Regions from separate parts of the Homo sapiens genome. Here region 2 is linked to region 1. The links are chromatin loops, found by intact Hi-C in ENCODE. Cell type or tissue: GM12878. All regions are shown on one strand.

The links. A loop is a pair of places that touch in the nucleus more often than their neighbours do. Peaks named below come from ENCODE experiments on the same cell type or tissue, not always from the same donor. Only the 100,000 strongest peaks of a DNase experiment are listed, where the experiment ranks them.
Region 2: a loop joins it to region 1, with 10 times the contacts of the local background. A loop is called at or near these places in 7 of 110 quality-filtered maps.

Annotation. Positions count from the first base shown.
Region 1 is chr5:156,930,464-156,938,463 of GRCh38, reverse strand. The region is part of intron 5 of TIMD4 (T cell immunoglobulin and mucin domain containing 4); the gene reads left to right. Among named protein-coding and RNA genes, the nearest start is that of TIMD4, 29 kb to the left of the region's middle. In GM12878, a CTCF peak has its summit at 3,404; a DNase peak (open chromatin) is centred at 6,060; H3K27ac peaks cover 2,448 bases.
Region 2 is chr5:155,613,120-155,621,119 of GRCh38, reverse strand. No RefSeq gene overlaps it. Among named protein-coding and RNA genes, the nearest start is that of KIF4B, 600 kb to the right of the region's middle. In GM12878, a CTCF peak has its summit at 4,139 (motif pointing left); no DNase peak of the experiment used is centred here.

The sequences.
Region 1 (8,000 bases):
ATTCCAGACCTGATCATGTGCTGGAATCACAGGGAACTTAGTAAAAATATAGGTCTCCTTAGTGTACCCAAGACTTGCAGATGAGAACCTCTGGCAGTGGGGTCAAGAAATCATATGTTTAACAAACCTCAGATGAGTCTTTTGAAGCCACAGCCCTGGTCCCAAGAAGGCAGTTAGGAATTCCTAGTATAGTACACTCTCCTTATTTTACAAATAAGGAAATTGAGGCACAGAGACATTTAAAAAGTTTAAAGAGGAGTGAGCACTCGTCCTTAGGTAGGAGTCTCTTCTGGCTCCCAAATTAGAGCTCATTGCCCTACATTGCACTATTTTAATAAAGTAAAGATAAAATTGAGCCCTGTCAGAACCTGACAATTTTCTGAGCCTTTCGCTGATCAAGGGCATGGAAAAGTTGTAGGAGGAATTGCCATTCTCAGTGCAAGTTCAGCAGAAGGAACAGAGAAAGGCAGAGGAATGAAGGAAACCACATTTGTACTCACCAATGCCATTGTTAGGAAGAAAGAAATTGGATGCACTTGATTTCAAAGTCAACATCTTTCATGAGGTATTAACAGATTTGTTTTATCTCTCATGCCCAGTGCTGTTCACAGACTTGAATCAGTTGGTAGCCCGGCTGGGGGATAAAGGAAAAAGACAAAATTGGATTCTTATTATTTTTTCTCACAATAGCATTCTAGTCTACCAACTGTACAATTTTTTATTAATAACATTGGAATTGAATCCATGTAATTCTAGCATCTAACAGCTCACCTTCAGAAATGTCAACCAAATAAGATCAAAGAGAATTGCCAAGCTTTAAAAGAGGTATGTCCATGTAAGACAAACAAAGAGTGAAAAAGAAATAAGGGGTGAGCTGTTGAAATAGAACACAAAGCCAGCCCCGAGATAGGTCCTCATTGATGGCTAACAAACTGAGCTGGGTGGCCCCTCTGTAGGCCAAAACATCTCTCTGATGCAGAGCCAGGGAGGGGTTTCTAGGCACTGGAGAGGTCTCTGATTTCACAGCGGGTAGAATAAAAGAGTAAACCTCAGTGTGTTCTGCAGTGTGGTCTCTCTCTCTGTTTTCTGCCCTATAAACAAGTCAATAAATAAAGGTACAAACGCCCTTTGGTAAGATCTACCATCTGTAACTGGGGGCTGTTGAACCCTGTGATACTCAGCAGTATATTAGAGAGGAAAAGAAGTGGAACCTGGAATCAGATGTCATTGCCCTACCATTCACTAGCTCTCATTATTAGCTATGCAGCCTTGGGCAAGATATGGACCCCTCAGAGCTTTCATTTCCTCCTCTTTCAATAAGTCTGCCCAAGTTTACTTAGCTCATAGACTCATATTAAAGCTCCAATGAGATAATGTATGTGAAAGTGCTTTGTGCACTTTCAGATGCTTACATTGTACTCACAATAATAATCATCGATAATAATGATTATTAGAATCTCTTTTCCAAAAACTGTACCCATCCAGGTGGTACAGGACTGGGGTTTCATTTCCTTTTTTTTTTTTTTTTTTTCCAGACGGAGTCTCGCTCTCTTACCCAGGCTGGAGGGCAAGGGCGCCATCTCGGCTCACTGCAACCTCTGCCTCCCATGTTCAAGCGATTCTCCTACCTCAACCTCCTGAGTAGCTGGGATTACAGGCACCCGCCATCATGCCTGGCTAATTTTTTTTTCTTTTTTTTTTTGTACTTTTGTAGAGACGGGGTTTCACCATGTGGGCCAGGCTGGTTTTGAACTTTTGACCTCAGGTGATCTGCCCACCTCGGCCTCCCAAACTGCTGGGATTACAGGCGTGAGCCACTCTTCCCATTGTATTCACTCTCCAGCACTCATCTTGCCACATTTTCCAAAGTCCATAGAGCCCAGAGGATAGGAGTTTGGGCTTTGAAGTTAAATGATCCTGGCTCCAAGATTTGCTCTGTCCCTTCCTACTATGCAACTTGAGCAAGTTGCCTGACCTCTCCAGGCCACAAGTTTCCCACTGTGAGATGAGGGCAGTAATGGGAACTACTGACGAGCATTTTCTGAGAATTAACTAAGAACATGAGAAGTACTTCACATTGTACTTGGCATGCAGTAAGTGCTCAGTATATGGTAGCCATTTATTATTATTGTTGTTGTTATCAATAATTCTGAGTGTTTTAGGTCAAATGCAGATCTTCCCACCTCCCTCAATCAAGATTAGTTAATTTATTTATTTCTGTTTTTGAGATGGGGTCTCGTTCTGCAGCTCAGGCTGGAGTGCAGTGGTGTGATCATGGCTCACTGCAGCCTTTATCTCTTGGGCTCAAGCGATCCTCCTGCCGCAGCCTCCTGAGTAGCTGGGACTACAGTCATGCACCACCATGCCCAGCTAATTTTTTTTTATTTTGTAGAGATGGTGTCTCCCTATGTTGCCCAGGCTGGTCTTGAACTCCTGCGTTCAAGAGATCTGGCCGCCTCGGCCTCCCAAAGCGCTGGATTACAAGCATGAGCTACCGTGCCTGGTCTCATTGAAGATTTATTGATCAGCTAATGTGGGCAAAGCCCAGTGCTAGACATTGCCCTCCAGAGGAGAGTCCAGTGATGAAGGATTAGGAATGAGGTCTTATCTGTGCTTTACTGAGACCCTCAGCTATTGGCACATGAGAACAGAAGCCTAAGGAGGTGACTCTAGGCTCTCACAGGGTTGATGAGATTTTGTTGCTAGGGTGTCTCAAGGTTGATGAGATTTTGTTGCTAGTGGAAGGTTGAGGCCAAGGTTCAGAACCAAGGTGCCTCTTGAACAATGGTGTTCTAGAATCCCTGGTTTCCTTCTATCTACCTAATCTGCGTGAAATGTGACAGTATCTCACCATTTCTTTCTCTTTCTGAACCACATTGGGTGCCAACAGAACTTGCTCTCTGTTCTCTTTCAAAATTACCAACATGGACCCCACCCAATTCTTCCCTTGGAACTAAGGAACGCCTGACTGATGTATGTAATGCTCTGTTGATTTATTCATTTCAGTGTATATATTCATTTAAGTGTATAAAAACATGTAAAGTCCTTTAGAATTTGAAGCAAGCATGCGAATTCAATAAATGTGTGCTTCCACTTTCAAAAGGAGTTTTGAAATTCCGGATTTGTATTAGTGCTGCTGGGAAAGGTCAGAAAATATGAATTCTGAGTAGAGGTCAGCAAAATACGTAGTCCCTTCCTTTGTTATTTACTGTAAAATCTTGCGCAAATGAACTTTTCTCTCTAGATTTCAGCTTCCCTCTTGACAAATTAAAAAAAAAAAAGAAATTGGAGGAGACAATTTCAAATCCCTCCCAACTCTTAAACATTCAGATTGTGATTTTTGGATTCTTTTGCTCTTTTGGATTTTTTAAGACCATATCGCCCATGATCCACAGGGGGCAGCGTAAGCCCGAGGCTACCCATGAAAGAAAAGAAACTGTTCTCTGAAGGCTTGCACTTGTCACTTCTAAAATTCTAGGATTGCGTTGAAGTTGTATCTTTGAGTTGACTTATTTCAGAACTAATTTTGTTTTAAACATAGGACAGATGAGTCCCAGCATCTATGAATTCAATGATGAGTCAACATATGTGATATCTGTTTTAAAATGCACCCACTGAGAAGACAGAGTGCTCTTCTTTTCCGTTGATTTCTGGCTCGAAGCTCACTCATTCGAGAATTTGTGTTTTCAAGTAGGATTATAATATGCTTTTTTTCTTTTCTGTCAGATTCGTTAAGAACATTTTTTTTTGAGTCATTCAGAGTTGGGTTCAAATTTCCTTTGTTTGTGTCACCTTGGGCAATCAATGTAACTTCTTTCAGCCTCAGTTTACCATCTGTAAAATGGGTTTATGAACATTAAATGTGATAATTTGGCCAGGCATGGTAGCTCACACTTGTAATCTCAGCACTTTGGGAGAACGACTTGGGAGGATCACTTGAGCCCAGGAGTTTGAGACCAGCCTGGTCAACATAGCAAAACTCCATCTCTACCAAAACAAAACAAAACAAAACAAACAAACAAACAAAAAAAACCACACACACTAGCTAGGTGTGGTGGCACACACTTGTAGTCCCAGCTATTTGGGAAGCAGAGGTGAGGTGGGAGGATACCGTGAGCCAGAGCCTGGGAGGTTGAGGCTGCAGTGAGCCCTGATTGCACACTGCACTTAAGCCTAGGCGACAGAACAAGACCCTGTCTCTAGGTTTTTAAAAAATTATAATTTATACAAAGTGCTTATAACTGTGCCTGGCACATAGTAAGAGCTCAATAAATGTATTCAAAGAGGAAGTCTCTGCTAATTTTAAAGCAAGTTTCTATGAATAGGATGGGAACGGGGATGATATTAAAAGTGGATTCTTAAAAGATCTTCTTGTCTAAAATTGTAATGCCATTTCAGAACTGCACATAGCACAGTTCTAATTAAGTGACAAAGCAGGTTCTGGTGTACCACGGTAAGCATAGCCATGTTGAAAAGGAAGTCTATTATTACCCTAACTTCTGAAGGCTCTTACAATTAAATTAATTCCTTGATACCATGGGGGTTGTTTTTGCACCAGTAGACCAATAGGGATCTGCAAACTTTTTCCGTAAAGGGCCAGAAAGGGCCGGGCACGGTGGCTCACACCTATAATCCCACCACTTTAGGAGGCCAAGGTGGGTGGATCACAGCTCCTCAAGGTCAGGAGTTTGAGACCAGCCTGGCCAACATGATGAAACCATATTTCTACCAAAAATACAAAAATTAGCTGGGCCTGTAATCCCAGCCACTCAGGAGACTGAGGCAGGAGAATCGCTTGAACCTGGGAGGTGGAGGTTGCAGTGAGCCAAGATCGCACCACTGCACTCCAGTCTGGGAGACAGAGTGAGACTCTGTCTCAAACAAAACAAAACAAAACAAAACAAAACAAAACAAAACAACACTCTCACCCATGAACAGATAAAGAGATTATCACTGTTACAGTTTGGACTATATCCTTTCACTTTTCAGCTTTTTTTGGGGGGGGGTTGGGGGGCGAGATCTCACTCTGTTGCCCAAGCTGTAGTGCAGTGAACCAGTCATAGCTCACTGCAGCCTAGAATGCCTGGCTAATTTGTTACAAAAATTTTTTGTAGAGAGAGCATCTTGATATGTTTCCCAGGCTGGTCTCAAAGTTGTGGCCCCAAACGACCCTTCCACCTTGGCCTCCCAAAGTGCTAGAATTACAGGCATGAGTCACCACCCTTGCCCAGTCTTTTTAATTTTCCTCATAACAATAGATTATTGTTTTTCACAAAAACTTTCAATTTTTTCTTTTCAAAATCATTCTATATTCTTTTAAACTCACTTTAAATTTCATTAGTTTCATTCAAGAAATCTTTACCACAAAGCTGCTATATACCATTCATATATTCGATAGAACAATGTGAAATGGCTGATATTTAAACCATTTTCTTTTCTTTTCTTTTCTTTTCTTTTTTTGAGACAGAGTCTTACTCGGTTGCCCAGGCTGGAGTGCAGTGGCACGATCTCAGCTCACTGCAACCTTCACCTCCCAGGCTCAAGCCATTCTCTTGCCTCAACCTCCGGAGTAGCTGGGATTACAGGCACCCACCACCACGCCTGGCTAATTTTTGCATTTTTAGTAGAGACAGGGTTTAACCATGTTGGCCAGGCTGGTCTTGAACTGACCTCAGGTGATCCATCCGCCTCGGCCTCCCAAAGTGCTGGGATTACAGGCGTGAGTCACTGCATTCAGCCCTTAAACCGTTTTCTTTAATGCTTGTTTTCAAATAATTTTCGTCTCACGAGAACTTGCAAAAATAGTGCAGTGAGGTTCTCCTATATATTCCTCCAGTGTCCCCCAATGATCACATCTTACCTAACTATAGAACATTGTCCAATCCAGGAAACTGACACTGGCACAATGTAATTAACTAGTATATTAACCCTCGCAGGCCTTTGTTGGGTTTTATATGTACTTACTGTTAAAAATTCTTTGGACTTAAAAAACAAGCAGTATATATCTATTGTGCAGCTTTCCATGTCAGTACTTTTAGATCTGGAGGGTGTCCTTTTTTGGCTGTGGGTTACTGGGTTTCTAACACCTGTCTTCAAAGTTTCACATAGAAGGTCGCTTTGACGCTGCTTCAGGGAAATGATAAACACCCCAAGAGTTTGCTCTTGCCTCAAGCATCGTGGAGTTTCCAGTGATGAACACATGATACAAATAATATTTTACCATTGAAAAGTCACATTTGAGAAAATTTAGAAATTAGACAAAATTAAAATGGTACTAGGAAGAATAATTTTAATTGTCTTGATATTTCTACTTGAAAGCAGGTGTATTTAGTCTTTATGTTTCTTTTTAGTTTTCTTTGGGGAATAAGTATGCAAATATTTAAGAATACATAATTGTATTTCTGTATGTATTTTTAAGTATTTGCATACTCATTCCCTATACTAAGCGTAGTTTTATATCCTTTTAAAAGAATACTGTGTAATGATAATTTTTCTCAGTAAAATTCTTTGAAAAAAGATATCCAGAATTAGAAAGGTTAAAAAGGATATAGGAGATCAGTTGGTGAAATATTAATATTTTCAGATGAAGAAACTATGGCTCAGAGAAGGAAAGTATCTTAGCCAAGGTCGCATAGCCAGGAAAGTTGACATAAATACTTAGTGATGGCAGAGAGTCCCAGGATGCCACAGTGAGGAAGGCTGAGGGGCAAGCCCTTGGCAATACTCCAAGATCTAAGGTTAAGTGTTACAGGAATTTCATTTTACCAGAGTGCCCATGCCTACCAAGAACTCAAGAGACCAAAATACAAGCTAGAAAGCCAATTTACTAACTTACAGTAAGAATTCTAGCTGCCAAGAGATCTAACCTGTAATCCTCCTGTAAATGTATTCTCATCCTATAGAAACATCTAATATTAACCAGAAGGTTTGGTGAATCCATGGACCCAGGAAAAGTGGAGTTAATGTTAAGATTGTTTTGTTAATGTTTAAATTTTAATTAATTTAAGATACATCATACACACTCATGGAAAAAGTACAAAGCATGCAAAAAATGTTAACATGAAAAGTCAATCTTCCTTTCATATCTTGTGCCTGTCCCAGAACAACTGTTCTTTTGGAAGGTCTTAGGAACCACTGTCTCTGTATTAGTTTCTTGTTGCTGCTGTAACAAATGACCTCAAACTTACTGGCTTAACACACAAATTTATTATCTCAGAGTTGTGAAGGGTAGAAGCTCTAAAATCAAGGTGTTGGCAGGGCTATATTCATACTGGATTTGTTAGGGGATAATTTGTTTCTTTGCTTTTTCTAGCTCCTAGAGGCATTCCTTGGCTTGTGACTCCTTCCTTCATCCTCAAAGTCAGCAGCATAGCATCTTCAAATATCTCTCTCTCTCTGTGATCTCTTCTTCCTTTATCACACATCCTCTGACTTCTTCTCTAACTTTCTTGCCACCTCCTCATAAGGACCCTTGTAATTACATGAGACCCACCAGATAACCCAGGATAATCTTCTCATCACAAGATCCTTAGCTTAATGACATTGCAAAATATCTTTTGCCATGGAAGAGAACATATTCACAGTTTCTGAAGATTAGGACATGGACATATTTGGGTGTCATTATTTTGCTGACCACAGTCTCCAAACTACATTTGAGAGATGAATGACTCCTTCTTCTCTAGACCAGACTAATAATGTGTTCTGATGAAAAATAATGTATTCTTGTTATTAAGATGCTTATTTATATTTGTTTACCAATTTGTTCAGTACATTATGAAATATATCCTTCTGGAAAATGTTTAAAAGATAAGGTATAAATAAATGTAAATAGAAGTTGTCATTTTCCCCACAGCCAGTGGATTGCCTGCTACACTCATGGTGAGTACCGAGCCCTCTTTAGAGACCACTGTCCTAAACTATCCTTTTTCTACATTCAGTGCAAATCACTGTCCTGAACATTCCTTTCTTCTGTCAGTAGGACATGCTATTTATATGGTACA
Region 2 (8,000 bases), 1.3 Mb after region 1:
CTGCCACAACAGAGGAAAGAGTGAACCCAATAGATAAGGGAAACAAAAGCAGAGGGCAGAGCCTGGGCTCAGACTAGGACAAAAGAACTCCTGGGAACACAGGCTCGTGAACACAGACTCTGCCTCCCTCCCTGCTGCCAGACTGATCTTCAGTCAACTCAGTCACCCACTTACTCTTGGGAGGAACAAAACCAATCCTGACCAGGGCCACCCCCAGGCCTGGCTTCTGCTACTCCCCCAGCCTCGTCACCTACCACTTCCCCCAGCATTGTGCACACTGCTCTTCTCTCAGCAGGGACCACGGAGACGCAACGCAGGGTCTTCCCTCAGCTGAGACTGCCCTGCTCTCCCCCGTTTGCCTAAACCTCTACTGGTGCATCAGATCTTAGGTCAGCTGTTGCTTTTTTAGGAAAGCCTGTCTTGGCCTTCTAAACCAAATCAGATTCCCCCATGATGCCCTTTCACAGTACCTGACACTGTTCCTCTGCCAACATATCATTGTTGTATTTACATTGTTTCTTGGGATGACTCAGTCAGGGTCTGTCTCTCCCACCAAACTGCAGCCTCCATGGGGACAGACAGCATGTCAGCTTTTGCTCTCTGTTGCAATCCACGCATCTATTACAGACGCAAAACAGGTGATGAATAAAGGCATAAATCAGTCTTGTGAGAAAGACTTTATTTGAAACCTTAAGAAATAAAGAATGAATGATATGTGTACGTATGAGACTAGTCTACAAGGCATAATCTATGATGTGGACATTTTTATTATCCCCATTTTACAGATGAGAACACTGAGGTTCAGAGAGGTAAAGTCACTTGCCTAACAGCACACTGCTCATAAGTGGCACAACCAGGAGGTGACCTGTGTCCTCCTGACTCCAAGGCCTGACCTCTTAATCAGCCCTTTTCCTCTAATTTTAAAAGAAAGGTTGATCCCTAAAACCCTGTCCAGCTCTGCCTTTCCCTGATCCTATAATCTCAAGAAAATTAGCTGGCGATCCCCCAACAAGATAGCCCCCACTTGCAGTCTGCATTAACCTTTCAGATCTCAGAGGCACCTGCCAACATGCCCCTCCAGGAACGACACACTCTTCCACTCCTGAGCTGAGAACTGAGAAGAATTACAATCCAATTGACTCCGCAGGCTAAAAGAAGCACATGTTTAGCTTGCATCAGCAGTGCTGACTCTAAATTAATATTTTGACATCAATCTTCATCCACCATGTGGCAGCTCAGAGCTGTGTCCTCCCTGGGTAAGCCTGGGGCAGCCGGCTCCAGGGAGCGGGCAGGGTCAGAGGAGCCCCGACCCCCTGAAGTCTAATAAAATTGCTTTGCCACATAGGAAACTGCTGCTCAAAGAGAGCCTCTCCTTTCAAGTACACAGGCTGTCCCCATCCCTGATTCCTGAGTCTTCAGGGGAGGTGGTGTAAATGGAAAATTTCCCCCACAGTCAGAATTGGTTGGAGAGTGGTCAGTCATTCGGACATTTGTTAATAATTTATGGAGGTCTACCAGCCACCCAACATATATATCAGATTTGCATCTTTTTACATGTTTATTTTTACTTTTTTTTTCTTTTTCTTTTTTCTGTCGGGGGGTGGGTGGTGGCGGTGAGGAGAATGTCTCACTTTGTTGCCTAGGCTGGAATTCAGTGGCATGATCACAGTTCACTGCAGCCTCAACCTCCTGGGCTCAAGCAATCCTCCCACCTCAGCCTCCCAAGCAACTGGGACCACAGGTGTGCACCACTGCACCTGGCTAATTTCTAAATTTTTTGTAGAGACAGGGTCTCCCTATGTTGCCCAGGCTGGTCTTGAACTCCTGGGTTCAAGTGATTCTCCTACCTTGGCCTCCCATAGTGTTGGGATTACAGGTGTGAGCCACTATGCCTGGCCCAATTTGCATATTGTCATGGCCACAGGAAGATCTAGTTTTAGTCTAGTGTCTGTGGAATGGGATGGGAAATCTAGGTAACAAAATCTATTAAGTGTCTCCCATGTACCAGTCATCCCTGTCTCAATGGATTCTCACAATAATCCATCTGGGTAAATATTATTATCCTCATTTTATTGACAATAAAACAGTCTAAGAGAGGTTAAGCTACTCAAAGCCATGCAGGTAGAACAGGCAGGATTAGATTTAAATCCAGGTTTGTCTGGTGCCAGGTCTACCTAATGTCTAATGTCTATGGGTTTAATAACCAACAGTTGGAACAAAGAGTCTAACACAAATTTTACAAAGAAATAAAAATTCAGTTATATCTAGACATACATTTAGTGAATCACATTTGTGAAAAGGATACTATTAGACCAGTGCCATTCAGAGAATGATTCACAGATTGATGCCAGTCCATGACCTGCTGGTTACCAACCTACTGTGGTAAGTTTAAAACTAGGAGAAACCATTGAGAGACTTGGATAACAAGTTGACGTGGGCATAACATCCAAGAATGTGATCATATAATTCATTGTTAATGTATTTTGTAGAACTACTGATCCATAATAGATAGGAAATACAATTTCTAAGTGTTCCTTCTCTACAAACAGCTTCTGCACAGCACCGAACTAGATGAAATTGGGTCTGTGGGTGTGGTATCATTTGAGGTATACTACAGTGAGTACTTTATCAAGTTCAAGGGTGAAGCCTCTTACAGACTCACCATTGTCAATCATATTCCAGCTTTTCCATGCTGTGTGACCTTGGGGAAACTTCTCAAGTTCTCTCTGTAGAGAGAGATAATAATGGTGCTAAACTCCTAGGATTACTGTGTGAATCAAAAGAAAGTATCTACGTGAAGTACTTAGTACAATATCAGGCACAAAGCAGTCACTCAATAAATGCTAACTGCTGCATTTATTGAGTGTTTACATTAAGCCAAGATAAGTTGCTGATTATTATTATTATCACTTGTCTTTTATTGACATCTGTTTTGTCATTAGAATGTATTCCTTTGGGTTATACTAGTAGCCTTATTTTGAAAACAAAATATCCCCTCCCATCCCCTGCCCCAAAAGAAAGGTATTTAATCATATCAACTCATTTACCACTAAGGCAGTGATAAGTGGGGAAAGAGAAGATAAAGAAAATGAGAAAGACCCTAAGGGCTCATGGGGATAGGGCAATGCTGGGGATAGCCTGTGAAAAATAATCTTGGTAAGGGAGGATCTTGAAATATGAAATTCTGGAGACATGAAAGCCAGGGATGAGGCTAGGTGGCATTTTGGGAGCATTCTCTTGAAGAAGGCAGAGGAGAACAGACATTCAAATGAGTAGCACAGAGCATAGTTAAGAACCAGAAACCTGGAGCCAGACTGCCTGGCTTTAAATCTTGTCTTTTCCATTTAGTAGCTGTGTGACCTTGGACAAGTTACATTTCCCTGCTGTGCCCCAATTTTTCCACCTGTAAAATGAAATAAAAATAGTACTAACCTCATAGGGTGTGAGAAGTCAATGGAAGTATGTGCGTATATATACACACTTGTTCTTACACTGTGTCACAAATTAACAGCAGGAAGTTTGGAGAGAGCCGTCTATGGTTAGAATGTTCTGTTACCACTACTACTAATGACATTAATTATAGCAAATACTCTATAGCTCTCACTAGGTGTCAGGCACATATACATATACATATTTACACACCTACGTACATACACACCACACACACACACATATACATATGAACCACAACATTATCACCCTAAAAATGCATTGCAGATCATGCCAAAAATATTCAGGGCTCCCTGACGACTTGCAGGACAAAGCCTAAACTCTAGATGAATACTATGATCCAACTCTGATTAAATTTGAGGCCACTGGAGGCAAGTGATTTATCTACATTTTAAACGGGAATCAAAGATAATTTTTAATCAAAGTCTGGTTTTATTTTAATCGGAAGCTATTTTTAAAAGACTAAAAGGCTAAAACTCCAATGCAGGAATTTCAGGAATCTTATGAAGGGAAAGGAAGATATTTTGGAATGGTGAGGAAAGAGGGGACTTACTGTTGCCTCTCAAACCATACTAGTATCTTCTGCCTGCTTGTAAGGTGGGCTCCAACCAGAAGATTGTGGTGGTGTCCTTAACCCCAATTTGTCAATACAATCACACCCCCAACCCAGTCACTTGGTGACCCCTGCTGGCAACCCCTGGGTAATACACAAGTGGTGCAGGTGGTTCATGAGCCCTCCTGGGAGAGTATTTTTGACCCAGTAATATGCCTTTGGGTACCCATTGCCCAGATCTTGCTTGCTTTTTCTATGATTTTCCAGTAAAAAAGAAGCACGGCCCCATGGAGAAATGGCTGATCCCATGATTCCAGGGAAAACACATGATGAGCCTGGAGCACCTTGCAGTGTCTTAAAGATATGCTAAAAACAAAAACTGCCTGCACCCTGCACCCCCATGTTTATTATATCACTTTTCACAGTGGCCAGGATATGGAGTTGGCCTAGATGTCCATGGACGGATGAACGGTTGAAGATTGTCTTGTATATGCACAGTGGAATACTGTTTAGCCATAAGAAAGGAGCCCTGTTGTTTGCAGGAGCATGATGGAACTGGATGGAGGTCAATATGTTGAGTGAGATGGGCTGGGCAAAGAAAGACAAATATCACATGGTCTCACTCATATGTGGGAGATAACAAATTGATTTCATGGAAGTAGGGACTGAAGTAGTGGCTGCCAGAGTCTAGGAAGTGGAGGGGGGTGGTGAAGAGAGGTTGGCTAATGGACACAAGCAACCAGTTAGAAAGCAGTAGTAAGTTCTAGTGTTGAATAGCACAGTAGGGTGACTACTACAGTTAATAATGAATTAAAGTTTATTTCCAAATAGCTGGAAGAAAAGATTTGAAATGTTTCCAACACAAATACATGATAAATGTTTGAGGTGATGGGTAAGCTAAATACTCAGATTTGATCATTATATCTTATATGTATCAAAAATAGCATATGTGTCCCATGAATATATACAATTATTATGTATCAATTAAAAGGGGGGAAATAGCATAAAATAAAATGAGAAGAAAAAATTTCAGAAATCATAGAACATTATCTCTGGCCCCACCACCAGTACCCTATGTGCAACTTTTGGTAGTATGAAACTTTTTTGTTTTTGAGAAATCTTCAAAGAATTAGATTCCAGAAGCTTCCCTCAGTAGTTCTTTCTAGCATTAAAGCTCAGGCTGTGTCTAAACCTAGCTGAATTCAATTGAAAACTCATATTTATTTAGGAAACAAACCCCCATACATAGCATGGGTGCCAGTATTTCATGTAAAAAATGTTCATCCATAAACATAAAGTACTTCTACTTTTAAAACAAAAGAAAAAGAATGGAGACATGTCAAAGAGATTCAGAATCCAACCTGATAGAGCTCCTAATGTCCAAAGCTGGAAGAATTTGAACCCAAAATAAGTAACATGGTGTTGGATTATAACACAAGTATAAAATAAATATAATGATTCATGCTGATATAAATAAAAGATTGAGTTAATGAACAAGAAGTAAATAAGAAGGGGAAAAACTTCCTTATAGAAAAATTTCAAATAATATAGGTATATATTATTATTAAGCTCTAGGAAGTAAAGCTTAATCTCTCACCTTCTTTGACTATAGGCTGAACTTGGTGACTTGTATTCAAAGAAAAGAGTATGGAAAGGGGAAAAAATAGTAACTTTGCTGTGGAGAAATCTGGTAAATACCACCATAACAAAATGATCGAGGTTAACATCACCAGCAAAGAGTTATGTTAATATTTTGTACCCCCTGATGTGATATGATGAGAAGGGCACTTCATCTCTGTGGCATTCTTCCCCAGAATCATTACCCTAGTCTAATCGTGAGGAAAGCATCAGACAAACACATACTGAGGGCCACGTTACAAAAATGTAAAACTGACCAGTATTCCTCAAAATGGCCAAGGTCAAGTAAAACAAGGAAAGATTGAGAAACCATTATAGACCAGAGGAGGCTGGGGAGAGACATTACTACTAAATGCAATGTGGCATCCTTGGTTCTCTCCTGGGCCAGAAAAAGAACAGTAGTGGAGAAATCTGGTAAAATCTGAATAAAGGCCTGAGTTTAGTTAAAGGTATATAATGATGTTGACAAATTTACCATGGCAAGGTGAGATTCTAACACTAGGGGTAACTGGGTGAGGCATATACAGAAACTCCTTCTGTTATATTTGCAAATTTTCTGTAAACCTAAAATTATTCCAAAATTTAAAATATATATATATATATATATATATTGTGTAATAGCTATTGAGGAGGCTCAGAGCAAGAGAATTCAGTCTCCTGGGTGCTGGGAGATTTCTGAATAGACTACCAGGTAACTCATCAGGACCTTGTCTCTGTCTGGAGAGTGAGGGCCTGGGTGGGGAACCAGCAATGTTACAACAGGCTGGCCATGAATCCATGAAAGCACCTACCCAGCCAGTCAGCTCATGAGAGGAAGCAGAAGCTTCATATGCTCTCTGGTGGGCTGACCCACAGTCCTTCCACAAGAAAAAGAAAAAGCTTATCAATGTGTACTTGTGCTAAAAGACCATAGCAAATGGTCCTATTTTCTTCTTTATTTTATAGAATTTTTCACAATATGGAATCTCAACGTGTTTCCCAATAGCCTAGTATTCAAGGGGGGAAAGAAAGAAGGGAAAGGGGGAGTGCCAGGAGAATCATATTATAATTTAATGAGACATGACTTTCCAAGATGGCACAATGGCAATACTATTTTTGCCATTGACCCCTCTTCACTGGTCAAACAAAAACATTGTCCATTAGAAATCAGACATATAAATAGATATCTTATTTGACCTATTGTTAGCATTTGACACAGTTGATAACTCATTCCTCCTTAATACATTTTCTTCATTGGCCTTCAGGACAATATGGTGTCTTGGTTTTTCTTCTATTTCACTGGTCAGTCCCCAGTCTCATTTGCTGTTCCTTTCTCCTCTCACCAACATTTAAACTAGGGCTTAAACCTGTTTCTCTTATCTTTCTACAGTCACTTCCTTGGTGATATCCAGTCTCATTGGCATCTAGATGCTAAAATGTTCCCGAATTTGTTTCTTCATCCCAGATGTCTCTCCTGAACTCCAGACTCACATTCCAAATGTTTACTGGACATCTCTACTTGGATGTCTATCAGAATTCTCAAACCATACATATCCAAAATGGAACTACCAATCTTCCTCATTGCCCCAGCCCCCACCCAAATTCCTGTTCCACTCACAGCTTTCCCATCATGGCAACTCGATTTTTCCAGTTGTTTGAGCCACAAATTTTGCAGTTATCTTTGACTTTTCTCATTCTCTCACAACTCATAGGAAATCTTGTTGGTTCTTCCTTCTAAATACCTAGAATCTAACCACTTCTAACTGCCATGGCTGCCACCCTCGTCTGGTCTGAGCCACCATCACCTGTTGCCTGAATGACTGCGACAACTCCTTACTGATGTCCCTGATTTGCCCCTCCTAGAGTCAACTCTCAGCCAGCAGCTAGGATATGTTAGATTATGCCTCTTCTTTGCGCAAAACCCTGTAATGGCTCCCCATTTCACTCAGAGTAGAAGCAGAAGTGCTTACAAGACCCCATGCGATCTGCTCTTGGGATCTTGGGTGCCTCTCTGTCCTCTAGTCCCTCCCTCCCTGGCTCACTCTGCTCCATCCATGTTATCCTCCTCGATGTTCCTCAAGCTTCCCCTAGGGCTTTTATGTGGGCTATTCTCCCTGCCTATAACTCTTTTCCTGCAGATATACACACAGAGAACTTCTAGTCTTGGCTCAAATTGTAGGGTTACTAGATAAAAATAAAGGACACCCATTGAAATTTGAATTTCAGATAAATAGTGACATGGACATGCAATCTTGAACATACTATGTATACTAAAAATTGTGATTTATCTAAAATTGAAATTTAACTAGTATCCAGCACTTTTGTTTGCTAAATCTGGCAATTCTACTCAAATATCATCTTATCAATGATGCCTATCTCC